2 separate regions of the Mus musculus genome follow, and region 1 is linked to region 2. The links are chromatin contacts, found by Hi-C or POLR2A ChIA-PET in ENCODE. All regions are on one chromosome and are shown on one strand. Each heading gives the region's core, a stretch centred on a gene start or an enhancer-like site at or near the end of the contact. The rest is flanking DNA. Distances are from core to core; before and after follow the strand shown. Region 1 holds the start of Hspa2 (heat shock protein 2). Region 2 holds the start of Zbtb25 (zinc finger and BTB domain containing 25).

Region 1 (6,860 bases), core at 2,314-4,813, 35 kb after region 2:
TAGTAAATAAATAAATCTTAAAAAAAAAAATCTTGTGACTAGCTGGGCATGGTAGTACATGCCTTTAATCCTAGCACTTGAGAGACAGAGGCAGACAGATCTCTGTGAATTCAAGGCCAGCCTGCTCTATATAGTGAGTTCTGAGACAGCCAGTGCTAAAAGGAAAGAAAAAAAATCCTGTAAATATATATACGCACATATTAAATATATGCACAAAATACTGTAAATATATATATTTACACACATATATACACGATGTATATATGTGTATATATATGTACACACACAACATGTGTGTATATATATATGTATATATATATACACACACATATACAGACACACAATTCACCATGGCATATATGTAACTGCTTTTTGTGTTAGATATTTAAGCCATTTCCAATTTACTGTTACCACCATAAATGATAGCACAGGCTTTTTCTATTATCTCCTTAGGAAGAACCCCACACAAGTTAGCATCAGATAAAGGGAATGGCCTCTTCAAGGCAAAAACAAAAACACTGCCCCATGATCATCCAGGAATACTGCAGTAATGGGCAGTCTCGGAAGGGTTTGCCTCTTTTGCTACACCACTGATAACACAATATTATCTGGTTTTAAAAAAAAAGTGCGGATTTAACAATGTATAATGGACTGTGATTTTAACTTTTAATTTACTTTGGGTTTCCTGTTTCAATCTATAGCTCATTCTGACCTGGACTCAGTATGCAGTAATCTTCCTGCCTCCTGGTCCTGAGATTAGGAACATGCCACCACACCCACCCGAACTTTTAAAATGAATTCTGAATTATCTAAAAGAAGAAAAAAAAAGCCTGTTTTAAAACATAATTATACATAAACACAGGAAATGTAAAAGATGTCAATATAAGATCAGTATGTGCTAACATTCTGTGACTGAAGAAGTGTCACATAAAGGTGCTATTACTGTATCTTTTGGGGGAAGGCTCAAGATACCGTGTACAGCGTGAAAATGTAATTTTACCAGGTGAAAAGTGCAAGCAGAAAAATGCAGCTAAAAACACAGGTATAGCTGCTGCTGTCATCTCAGTGAACTGTTAAAGATGCATGTGGTGGAAGATTACAAGTTTTGTCTGCAATGGCTTCATCAATAGGACATAGTTACTTCAGAAATGAAGCTCTAAGGGTCTCTGTATGAACCGGTTTTGGGCCTGGCAGCTCTCAGTCTTGTTTTGTTTAAATTGTAAGGAGAGTGCCTGAGTCATGTGCAGTGCCCTTGGAGGCCAGAAGAGGGCGTTGGATCCTATTGAACTGGAGGTACAAATGTTTGTTAGTCCTCATCTTAGGATGCTGAGAACTGAACCCAGGCCCTCTATAAGAGCAAGCTGCTAGCTTCTTAACTGCTGAGACATCTCTCCAGCCCGCTACCTTCCATATTTAAAGATTCATTTAAAAATATTATAATAATAACAATAATATAATAAAGGTGTTTTGTCTACATGGATGTGTACCATCTGCTTGCCTGAGGTTTATTTATTTTTTTACTTATGTATGTATGTATGTATGTGCGTGCCTTTATGAGTTTATGTGCACTTGAATACAAAAGCCCAAGGACGTCAGAGAGTGGTGACATTCCCTAGAACTGGAGTTAATGGTGGTTGTGAACCGCCATATGCATGTTGGGAACAGAACCCAGGACCCTGCAAGAGTAGTTAGTCCCCTTCCTAGCTGAGCCATCCCTTCAGCTCCATCCCCTCTCTTCCTCTTCGCTGAATTTCCCCAGAGCTGGGTATATAAGCACAGACTATCACATATGGTCTGATATTTTCTTTAATCCTTTCCTATTTCAAGTTTTTCTTCAGTTTCTTTCATGGAAAATAGAGAACTGCAGTTGCCAATGGCAAACGTGGTTTTGAAACTGTAAATTACATATAGGAATAGAAAGAATCTTTAAAACTTTCCCGATTAAGTTTTGTAGAACTCTGAGCTGGAGAGATGGCTCCGAGGGTAAGCACACTTACTGCTTCACCAAAGGACCTGGGTTCAGTTCCCAGCATCTGTGTCAGGTGGCTCAGGACCAAATGTCACTCTAGCTCTAGGGTCTCTAATTCTGGCCTCTGCACCACATTGCATACACACACACAGATAATTTTTTTTTTAATCAAAAGCTCTTTTAAAGTTTTTTATTGAATTCTGTCAACATTACCTTTTAGACAACGAAAACTTTCATGTTTCTCATACTGTCTTCTCCATCACTGTCTCACACGACTTACTGGCCAGTTTCAGAGGGGTGCTTCTTTCCTGGAGCTTCGAAGACAAAAACAAACAAACTAACAAACACCCCAAAGCACAAAAAGTTGCTTAACATATCCAGATTCTAATCTTCAATTCTGAACTCTTCTGCCCTCCTCGTCGCCCACATTCCACCACCTCAACCTCGATAAAGAATGCTTTTCTTACTCTCCTTTGCAGGAGTTAGGCATGTCACCTCCTCAGGGATGCTTTGATGTTTTCCCCTCAGGCTCTGTGTGCCCCTCCCTGCCCTCTGTTGTCACCGGACTGGCTTACCCCCTTATCACACGACTTAGGCCCGTTTCCCTTGTTCTTTTCATCTCATATTGGGCACCTGTCAAAGTTTTACAGCGACGACTGTCCTCAGCTTCCCATCCGTAAGGCGAGGCGGTCGTTCTACATTACAGGTCTCCGTTTTCCTGTAGGGAGTCCTTTTACAGGAGCCAGCTTCTGCCCACCCCCTTGTTCCAGAGAATACTTTCCAAAATTATTCTCAGATTCCGGCTAAACAAGTGCCAAAGACTCTTTTTCATCTACTTCCTCTCACAAGTCTGTGCTGCCAACCTATTCTTCTCATTCAACCGAACTCCGCGCAAAAGGACTAATTCCTTAACAAGATCACGCGTGCGGGGACGGGAGTCAGAGGGGTGACACTGGCTTATTACGCAGTGCCACCAAGAAGTCAAAACCGCCCATTAGGGCGCCTGAAAGAAAATAAACTAGGAAAGCCGAGGGAGAAAGTTGGGCGGAGGCGGCTCGCGAGCCGTAGCCGCTCGCGCTGCGCGGGAAGCCACCCGCCTCCCGGGTAAGCACCCCGCATCCTTCCCCGGTCGCGCACTTTCTGAGACGCGCTGGGAAGGGGGAGGGGTACTGACTCGTACCCGCCCAACTTCGCAGTCCCCGCCCTGGAACCGCCCCTCACCCAGCCCCAGTCCCCGCTACAGGAACAGCAGGGGCAGGGAAGGCGAGAACCGATCCCAGCCGTTCTGTATTCGATGCAACCGCCCTAGAAGGAATTCGGGCCCCGGGAGCCGAGTCAGTGGCGGCACCCGACACCGAACGGTACAGAAACCCTTTCGGAGGCCAGCGCCCCTTCCGTGCTGCCTCCGCGCGCCCCGCCCCGCGCCTCCCTGCCACACGCTTCGGATTCTGCGCTGCTCATTGGGCATCTGCCCCGCCAATCTGAAAGATGTTAGCGAATCACGCTTTAGAAAAGGCAAAGAGAACGGGAAAGGGGGCTTTCACACTGGCTCCCCTGGCGCGAGCTTAACGCCCCCAAAGCGGCTGGAGGCACTGGGCGGGGCTTCATTTGCATAACGGCCGCCCCTTGGTCTCCCTGCCCAAGGCTGGCGTCAAGCGCCTCACCCAACTAGATATCAGTTGGACCACCGGCTGGTCACTCCGACCAGGCAAGCCTGTGGGAGCGCCGGACGGGTTGGAGCGGGCGGGCCCGGGGACCGATTGGCTCTGAGAGTTTCCAGCAGGCAGGGAGGAGGGGACTATAAGAACCAGAAGCCCCGTAGAGGTCTCCGGGAGACGCTAGTCGCGCTCGTGGAGAGTTGTGAGAAGCGACCGTTGGCTCAGGTCCCGGCTTGCGCTTGCCTCTCCTGACGCTTTCGTCCTAACGTTGCTTTGCCTGTTTTTTCAGTCAGGATGTCTGCCCGCGGCCCGGCTATCGGCATCGACCTGGGCACCACTTACTCGTGCGTGGGGGTATTCCAACATGGCAAGGTGGAGATCATCGCCAACGACCAGGGTAACCGCACCACCCCCAGCTACGTGGCCTTCACTGACACCGAGCGTCTCATCGGCGACGCCGCCAAGAACCAAGTGGCCATGAACCCCACAAACACCATCTTCGACGCCAAGCGGCTGATCGGACGGAAGTTCGAGGACGCCACAGTGCAGTCCGATATGAAGCACTGGCCGTTCCGAGTGGTGAGCGAAGGTGGGAAGCCCAAAGTGCAGGTGGAATATAAAGGGGAGATGAAGACCTTCTTCCCTGAGGAGATTTCTTCCATGGTCCTCACTAAGATGAAGGAGATCGCCGAAGCCTACCTGGGGGGCAAGGTGCAGAGCGCAGTCATCACTGTTCCTGCCTATTTCAACGACTCGCAGCGCCAGGCCACCAAGGATGCGGGCACCATCACCGGCCTCAACGTGTTGCGCATCATCAATGAGCCCACAGCAGCGGCCATCGCCTACGGCCTGGATAAGAAGGGCTGTGCGGGCGGCGAGAAGAACGTGCTCATCTTTGACCTGGGCGGGGGCACCTTCGATGTGTCCATCCTGACCATCGAGGATGGCATCTTTGAGGTGAAGTCCACGGCCGGCGATACCCACCTGGGTGGCGAAGACTTCGACAACCGTATGGTCAGCCACCTGGCGGAGGAGTTCAAGCGCAAACACAAGAAGGACATTGGGCCCAACAAGCGCGCTGTGCGCCGGCTGCGCACCGCCTGCGAGCGCGCTAAGCGCACCCTGAGCTCGTCCACGCAGGCCAGCATAGAGATCGACTCGCTCTACGAGGGCGTGGATTTCTACACGTCCATCACCCGCGCCCGCTTCGAGGAGCTCAACGCCGATCTCTTCCGAGGGACCCTGGAGCCGGTGGAAAAGGCGCTGCGCGATGCCAAGCTAGACAAGGGCCAGATCCAGGAGATAGTGCTGGTGGGCGGCTCAACCCGCATCCCTAAGATCCAGAAGCTCCTGCAAGATTTCTTCAACGGCAAGGAGCTGAACAAGAGCATTAATCCCGACGAGGCGGTGGCCTACGGCGCCGCTGTGCAGGCGGCTATCCTCATCGGCGACAAGTCGGAAAATGTGCAGGATCTGCTGTTACTCGACGTGACTCCATTGTCGCTCGGCATCGAAACAGCTGGCGGTGTCATGACCCCACTCATCAAGAGAAACACCACGATCCCCACCAAGCAGACGCAGACCTTCACTACCTACTCAGACAACCAGAGCAGCGTGCTGGTGCAAGTGTACGAGGGCGAACGGGCCATGACCAAGGACAATAACCTCTTGGGCAAGTTCGACCTGACTGGGATCCCCCCAGCACCCCGTGGGGTCCCCCAGATCGAGGTCACCTTTGACATCGATGCCAACGGCATCCTTAACGTCACTGCTGCCGACAAGAGCACCGGTAAAGAAAATAAAATCACCATAACCAACGACAAGGGTCGGCTGAGCAAAGACGACATTGACCGGATGGTGCAGGAGGCGGAGCGGTACAAATCGGAAGATGAAGCAAATCGCGATCGCGTGGCAGCCAAAAATGCGGTGGAGTCCTATACCTACAACATCAAGCAGACCGTGGAAGACGAGAAACTGAGGGGCAAGATTAGCGAGCAGGACAAAAACAAGATCCTCGACAAGTGTCAGGAGGTGATCAACTGGCTTGACCGAAACCAGATGGCAGAGAAAGATGAGTACGAACACAAGCAGAAAGAGCTTGAGAGAGTGTGCAACCCCATCATCAGCAAACTTTACCAAGGCGGTCCAGGCGGCGGCGGCTCCTCTGGAGGGCCCACCATCGAGGAAGTGGACTAGGCTTGCGCTGGAGTCCGCGTAAACCTCTTTTCCTTTCTTTTCTTTTTTCTTTTTTTTTTTTTTTCCTTTTCTCCCTTTTGTTTTGGTTTCTTTTAAATGTCCTTGTGCCAAGTAAGATCTATTATTGGAAGTCTTTAGCCTGGTGCATACATATGAAAGGAAAGGTGCAACAACTTAGTTTAGTTATAAAAGGTTAGTTCTAAAAGTTTGATTTGGGGGAAAAATGAGGTTTCTCTTTAATGCATTTAGAGCGATTGCTGATTTAAGCTCTTTTTGTTGTTGTTAAGCTTACGTATGTACATGGAGATTTGCTTGAAAGTAGAACCCTGATGCTCGCACACCTGACCTGTGGAAGCTTGGTTACACTAAGACACAGGAAAGCTTGAATTGTTTATTTTTATGTACTATGAGATGAAAGTAAGCACTGCAGTGATATTAAAGACAGGTATATTCTGTAAACACATAAATGCACATTTAAAGTAAAGCTGAAATTGATCTCAAAATTGCTGTCTGGCGTTTTCAATTTTTTCATCCTATGTTTTCCTCGAGTTGATCTCTTAAGAAGTTAGTATGCTGTGCAATGCATCTAATCCAGTTTTCTCTACCTCTCAGATGAAGCTCCTGCCACAAATCACCAACAATTTAAGGGGGTGAAGAATCTTGATAACCCTTTAATATTCAGAAACCTGATGGGGTCTCTTCACGTGACTCTAACCTCCTAAGCCCTGGTTCAAGTTTAAAGTGTTCAAGTTTAAAACAACAGCAACAAAGCTACCCGAGTGTTACAGGGCAGTACAGGCTGGATCCCAGAGACCTGTACAAAATAGCTTTTCTCCAGAGTAACAAAAATGACAGCATCTTTTCTCAGTAGCCAAAGGGTTATAGAAAGTGTGCTTTGTGGCATACAGGTTCCTGAAACAAGAGCCAGCAGGCAAGTTTAAGAGTGATGTAATATTGAGTCCCAGTCTGGTCAAGTTTGTTTTCATTTCCTATAAAACAGCTCAACTGTCTGAGCTTCTGGCAAACTCTGGAAGAAC
Region 2 (6,329 bases), core at 2,974-5,473:
TCAGTAAAAGATAGGAAAGCTGGCAGAGGAATGTCAAGCTTTTATGAACTACTTACTCATGGCTAGAAATACACAAGTTAAAAGGTCTCCAGTGCTACCTGATAAAAGGCTTCCCACAAGTGTAGCTGGTATTTGTAAAATGGTATTTTTTGATGATTGTGGATGTGTGACAGTTGATCTGGTTTTATTTGTGAGACGAGATCCCACAATAACCTAGTCTGACCTAGAATTTACTTTGTAGCCCAGGCTGAACTGAAGTCTATGTTCTCTTGCCTCAAGCTCCTGAATAGAGGGATCATAAGCGTATACCATAATTCCCAACAAGTATGGAAGAATGTTTACTATCGCATAAGTATCCCAAAGAATTGTGTTCATTATAGTAGATAAATAAATATCAATGATTATTGTAAATGTGACTTTAAACTACAATTTTAGGTGGTTTAAGGAATCTAAGTAATTAGACATACTGTTGCATACCTGTAATTCCAGCTCATAGAAGTTTGAGGCCTGAACTTAGAAAACCCTATCTCAAAAAGAAAACAAACAGGAGACTTGGGGGAAGGGCCCTCCCTGTACTCACCCCCATCCCAAAGCAAATCCCTGGAGCTCACTGGCTTAGCCAGGTTACATGAATCAGTGAGCCCCACCTTCAGTAAGGAAGACACCCAAGGTCAACCTCTGACCTCAGATCCACACACACAAACACACACCCCTCAAAGAAAAGAAACAGAAATGTGCTAAACTAATGCACTAGTAGAGTGGTTAGAGGCCAGGAAGGGCCACACCATTTCCAAACTTTCTGGTGAAAAGTATCTAGGAAAAAGAACCACTTATTCTTAGACCCTTTTAAATTGATTTCCATAATGTCTAAAAATGATACAGGAACTGCCAAATCTGAAAATACAGGCACAGATCAAACCTGCCAGGAACCCATTCACAGACAATGTTAGAGAAGACGTGATGGATGACACAGGAAAGGGCAGTTACATTCTAGAAATCTTCAATAGGATAGTCTGGAGCCCTGGTCTGTGGGCAGACAGCCTTTTCCATCCTCTGTGTGTGTGTGCCTGTCTGTCTGATAAAGCACTAGGCCAATAAAACTTAGAAATAAAAAACTTAATACGAAAGAGACAAGAGTCTTCTTGATTTATTCTAAAGACTACATCTAACAAGAGTAAAAGAGGTCCTCACAGGCCAGGGAAAGTGAAAGAGGGCAAAACTAGAGGAGACCCAGAGTGCAGCGGGCAAGTGACTGAGCTGCTGTGTGAGTGAGCTACCATCTTCTCTGCCAGAGAATAACAGCTCCATGAACACACTTCTAGCACAGACTAAATAATACCCTCTGCCTAAAAAGCCTGCTGTTTCAGAATTAAACATTGGTTTTGATCTGTATCTACAAAAGCAATTAATTACAAAATCTCAAAACCTTAATAATATACACTTTTCTTAAGGTTAATTTAATAGAAGAAAAAAAGGCCCAATAAAATGAGAACAGAAACCTAACAACGGGTGGGGATATAATATAGCCCAGTAGTAGAGGCTTTGTCTGGCATTCTCAAGATGGCAGGTTTGATCCCCAGAATACAACCAAGTACAATTAAAATGAACTAATCATGAAATTTCATGTTAGCTTTGAGTACTGTCTTTTTCCTCCACTTTCTTTTGGGGGTGGGTGAGTGAGTGGGGTGGTGAGACAGGGCTCACTATGTAGCTCTGGCTGTCCTGGAACTTACTATGTAGACCAAACTGGCCTTGAACTCTGTCTCCCAAGTACTGGGATCTAAAAGGTGTGCACTACTATGCCTGGCAAAACATATTCTATGTGTACTTGCATGAATTCAGGCATACCATATGTACGCAGGAGCCTGTGGAAACCAGAAGGAATCCGTTTCCAGGAACTGGAGTTATTTCAAGTTAAGAGCCACATGGGCGCTGGAAGCCAAACCTGGGTTGTCTATATGCACAGTAAGCGCTCTCAACTGATGAGCCATCTCGACAGACTAAAGGAAGAAGCAGTGGCTGAGGAATCTAACTGGCATGAAGTGGAGATCAAAGGATCCAATTCCATCGCTGGTAGAGGTAACTACTATCAACTATTTTCTTTTTGGCTTTCTCTAAGGACTCAGATGCACTTGCTCTGTGGGATAAACAAGCAGAAAGGGGGCACAGGAAGTGGTGTAGGGCTACTTTACAATTCATCAAAATAAGAGCACCTGCACTGCTTTTCTATAGGAACTCTGACAGTTCGCCAACTCTTTCCTAGCTCTTACTTCAAAAATGGACAAATTGGTCAGATACCACCAGCAGCTTGCAGGGAATAAATCACTTTGGGTCAGCGGTAGGTTAGGCACTATGCTGCACTTCCCAGCGTGCTAGGAGATTTTACTGCCAAGCCGCTCAGGCCCCTCCTCCTCAGCTAGACAGCCTGGCTCCTTTGCATTCCCCTCAGGAGATCGGGTGGAAGTACATAGCTCCACTTTGTAAGGCATAGAGGGCAGCTGAAAGTCCTGCCTGGCCTCTCTGAGCAACCACAGGCGCCAATAAATCAGCCACAGGCGATTCTCTCACCCCCTTCCTGGGGAGCAAGATGTAATGCGAAAGAGCACTGACTAGGCTTGGAAGATAAGTGATTGAGACTCACATTCCTTTGCCAACTACTCTTGTCACCACAGTCAGGTATACCTCTCTGGCTCACTCACTTCTGCCGACTTAAAACATATTTATAACAAGACAATACTACCCTTTTAGGGAATTCAGTTATTAAAACTGCCGGCAAAGGTTAGCACACAAAACTAAACCTGACTGGAAACTCCTTACAGCTTATTATAGTACTGGGCATGACAGTCTAGTGTGTGGTGGGGTAGGTGGGGGTCTTCTTGCTGACCACCCAGGATGTCTCATTGCTCCCTAACTGAATCCCAGCCATCTTGACTATTTCACACCTACTCATCCCACCCCCAAGTCAGGCAGTGGCTATGTACCTATATCTAGGTTGCTTCAAGAATGATGCCTAAACCTAAGGCCGAGACACGTGGCCAGACCAGGGGGCATACACTCTTAGTTCCTGCGAGTGAGAGCCCGACCTAAGATCCATTGCTACTTCTACACTAGCCTGGGCTATCAACTTGAGAAGTCCTGTAAACCTGATGTAATTTTAATCACTTCTGGAGTATACACTGTCCAAAGCAGGATAAACTGGCACTGCAGTCCTGAGGCTAATTATGAAAGGTGCAGAAACTTTGATCGGGCAACACTCTGCTTCTTAGGCCGGGTGTTAGCTGTGAAATGAGGGATGGACTCGATATTTAAGGTCCTTTTCAGCTGAAAAACTCTGATTCTAAGATGTACTTCAATTCTGTCAATCGACAGCTCTGCAGCTTTTGAAGGACTTGCTGGAGTCCCTCGAGGAAGAAGGCCAACTTTAATCCCTTAGAGGGAGATGGGAGTTAATTTATAAAACACACAACACTAGCTGCTATCAGGTTCCAGGTACAGCGCAGTGCGTTACCTAAGCAACTGATAACGGCTTGATTCCTCCAAATGAGTGCTAGGGAGACGATGATATAAGATGGGGGCCAGAATTCAAAATGAAAAACCACTGGGCTAAGAGAAAAATTAATTATTAGGGTAGGGGGCTACTTGCCCTAGATGCTAGGTACTCACAAACTGGATGGGGGAGGGGAGAGTGAGGGCTGCGCAGCCCGATCTGGACACCCGCCCACTTGCTAGAGCCTGGAGGCCTGACGCGGCCGCCCAGGACCCGGCTGACACAGACGGATTGAGGCTTCTGCGCCCGCTCGGAGCCCGGCCCGCAGCGGGAATGGGCTCTAAGGCTGTGCGGCAATCGCGCGCGCCATCCCGCCCGCGTTAGGCCCCGGCGGCCCACGGCCAGGGGCGGCTCCGCGCGCCCAGCACTCGCTCGCCGTTGCTAATGTCCTCCTTGGGCCCTGACTGACATCTCCAACGGACCAAAAACAGCACCCCTCTCCCCGGCTACTTGCATCTGTCCCGCGACGGGTGCAGCTGCAGCCGCCGCCCGGGCGGCTCGCGGCGGGAGGGACTGAGCCCGGAGCAGCCCACAGGGGCAGGGCCGCGTTGCTTACCCAGACTCCGCCGCGGCGGCGGACTGGCGGGCGGGCTTCTCTGTGCGGGAGGGGCGGGCTCCCGCGCGGCGCACACCACGCGGCTGCGCCCGCTCACGCACCCGGCGGGCTGCTCTCGCGCGGCTTCCCGCGCCCGGCCCACGTGACCGGACTGCCGGGAAGCGAGCGGCACCCCGGCTAGTGTGCGTGCCTGCCTGCGTGCGTGCGTGCGTGCGCGCGCGCCTGCCTGCCCGCCCGAGTGGCCAAGGCGGGGGTCGGCCCCGCGCTCCGGGCGCGCCTCTGCCACGGTCCCCAGTCGTGACTGGAGGCGGAAGTGTGGGGACAAGTTCGAGCGTCACTGGCTCCCCACACGTCTTGGCGTGACCTGGGAACTTTCCCCGGCGTGTGCAAAAAAAAAAAAAAAAAAAAAACCCAAAAAACAAAAAAAAACCACGGGTGCCCCCTCGGCCCTGGGTGGGGACGGGCAAGGATGCACCGGCGTCTGGCGCGGGAGGGGGACGAGGGCGCGGGGCAGGCAGCCACATGCGGCGGGAGCCAGGGAGGGAGGCGGGCCGGGCGGGGCATGGCGGGGGAAGTGACTCAGGCCCGAGGCTGGCGGGCCCACGCGAAGAGGAGTCGGGGGGCACGGAGGACCCCGAGCGGACAGGCTTTAGGCTGGACGGGACGAGAGTGTCACCCCCCCCTCCAGGCGTCCAGGGTGGAGCGCGGGGGCGGGTCCAACTGCGGGGCCCTGCGGGACAGGGGTCTGACATCTGGGTAGAGGGCGATCGGCATCCAGCCCTGGGGGAGTCGGGAGGATCCCAGTGGCGTCCAGCTGTGCAAACAGGAGGAGGGCCAAGCCGACTCCGGGGAGAGGGGCGACAGTGCTGCTCCAGCCGCCGCCGCCCGGGCGCCCGCGCTGCGGGCAGTGCCAGCCTCCCCGGCCCGACGCAGAAACTTGTTGCAACCAACAGGCGACCGCGGGTGCCCCTAGCCGCCAGCGGCGGAGTGGGTGGGCGGGCGAGAGGGAGGGGAAGGCTGGCGGACGCCGCCGCGAACTGGTGGGCAGACCCGGAGTCGCCGCGTAAGCGGGGCCGGCTCAGTGCGGTGCGGCAGGCGCGGCTGTGCGGCAGCGGAAGTCCTTTGTTGCAGCGCAGTCCCTGGCAGAGCCCGGAGTGTCTCGGCGCAGCCCAGCCGAGCGCCGCGCGCCGTCAACTGCAGCCCGCAGCCCCTCGCCTCCGCCCGCCTTCCCAGCGGCTCCGCTGCCCTCAACTCCATAAAACCTCCGCAGCCGCGCGTCCCACCGCGCCCGGTGAGTAGCTGCCAGTCGTCGGGGCCATTTGCGCAACTTTGGCCGAAGCTGGGCCACGGGCCTGGCGGAGTGCGTGGCCGAGGCGGCGCCGACCGGTGCGGGGAGCCGGAGCGTGGAAAGCGCGCGGCGAGGAGCCGGTGGCGGGGGTCTGCCGAGCGGCTTCGCTCGGGGCCGGCCGTCAGTCCGGTGCGCGCGGCCTCTCCGGGTTCCGGACGAATCCCCTCTCCAGACGACTTCCCAAATTACTTCTTTTCCCTTTATTTTATTTTGTGCTGGGGGGGTGGGGGGAGGGGAGGTGGAGGCGGGAGGCCGCGCTTGATTGACGGGCCCAGAGCGCGCTTCGCTAACTTCCAGCTGCGGCTGGGCGGCCGGTGGGAGGGGAGCGTCCCGGAGCCGGAGGCCGCAGACTTGGGCGCGCTCCGAGGGAGGAGGCGGCTGGGCCGCGCGGATTCCTGCTTCGCTCTTTCCCACCCCCGCTCCTCAGCACACACGCTTTTTGTTCGGGTCCAAAGTGGTAGGTCTCGGGGGTTTGGGGGGTTTTCTGTGTACGAGATCCTCCCCCCCGCCCCCCGAGTCCCGAGAAGAAAGTGCTTTTTGCCTCCAGTGGTGGGCGCTTACAAGTAGAAGTTCTGGTGGAGGCGGTGAGCTAGTTGGGTGGCGATCTGGAGTCCTTGCTGCTGAAGCGTGCAGGCGTGGATCTGGGCTCAGCCGCCGCTCCCAGGCTCCCTTTCCACCTTAGCCACTCGTCCACGTGATCTGAGGGCTTGACAAGACATTTTCCAACTCGGACGGGTCTAGAACAGGTTAATGAAAGTCCTTGTTTTCTGGGGATAGGGTTTTGTATGTGTGTGATCATGTTCCCAAATCGAATGTCGCTGTGACGGTACATGTAGATTCTCCACTGGTCAGACTGTATTTCCGTACAGTATGAATCG

What was found. A loop is a pair of places that touch in the nucleus more often than their neighbours do. ChIA-PET counts read pairs that join two places held with the same protein, here RNA polymerase II (POLR2A).
Region 1: a loop to region 2 is called in a map of gastrocnemius, with 7 times the contacts of the local background. The contact joins the promoter of Hspa2 here to the promoter of Zbtb25 in region 2. A Hi-C loop is called at or near these places in 13 of 37 maps with a recorded cell type or tissue (CH12.LX, adrenal gland, gastrocnemius and 2 more). POLR2A ChIA-PET finds 5 or more read pairs at or near these places in 4 of 5 experiments (Patski and embryonic stem cell).

What each region holds. Positions count from the first base shown.
Region 1 is chr12:76,400,613-76,407,472 of GRCm38, forward strand. Hspa2 (heat shock protein 2) reads left to right here and starts at 3,564. Exons shown (of 2, transcript NM_001002012.1): 1 at 3,564-3,677; 2 at 3,917-6,326. The coding sequence starts at 3,922. The coding sequence ends at 5,823. 4930426I24Rik (RIKEN cDNA 4930426I24 gene) reads right to left here and starts at 3,382. Exons shown (of 4, transcript NR_166810.1): 1 at 2,545-3,382; 2 at 2,183-2,283.
Region 2 is chr12:76,365,337-76,371,665 of GRCm38, forward strand. It overlaps Zbtb25 (zinc finger and BTB domain containing 25), which reads right to left and starts at 4,224. Exons shown (of 3, transcript NM_028356.2): 1 at 4,104-4,224. It overlaps Zbtb1 (zinc finger and BTB domain containing 1), which reads left to right and starts at 5,184. Exons shown (of 2, transcript NM_178744.3): 1 at 5,184-5,394.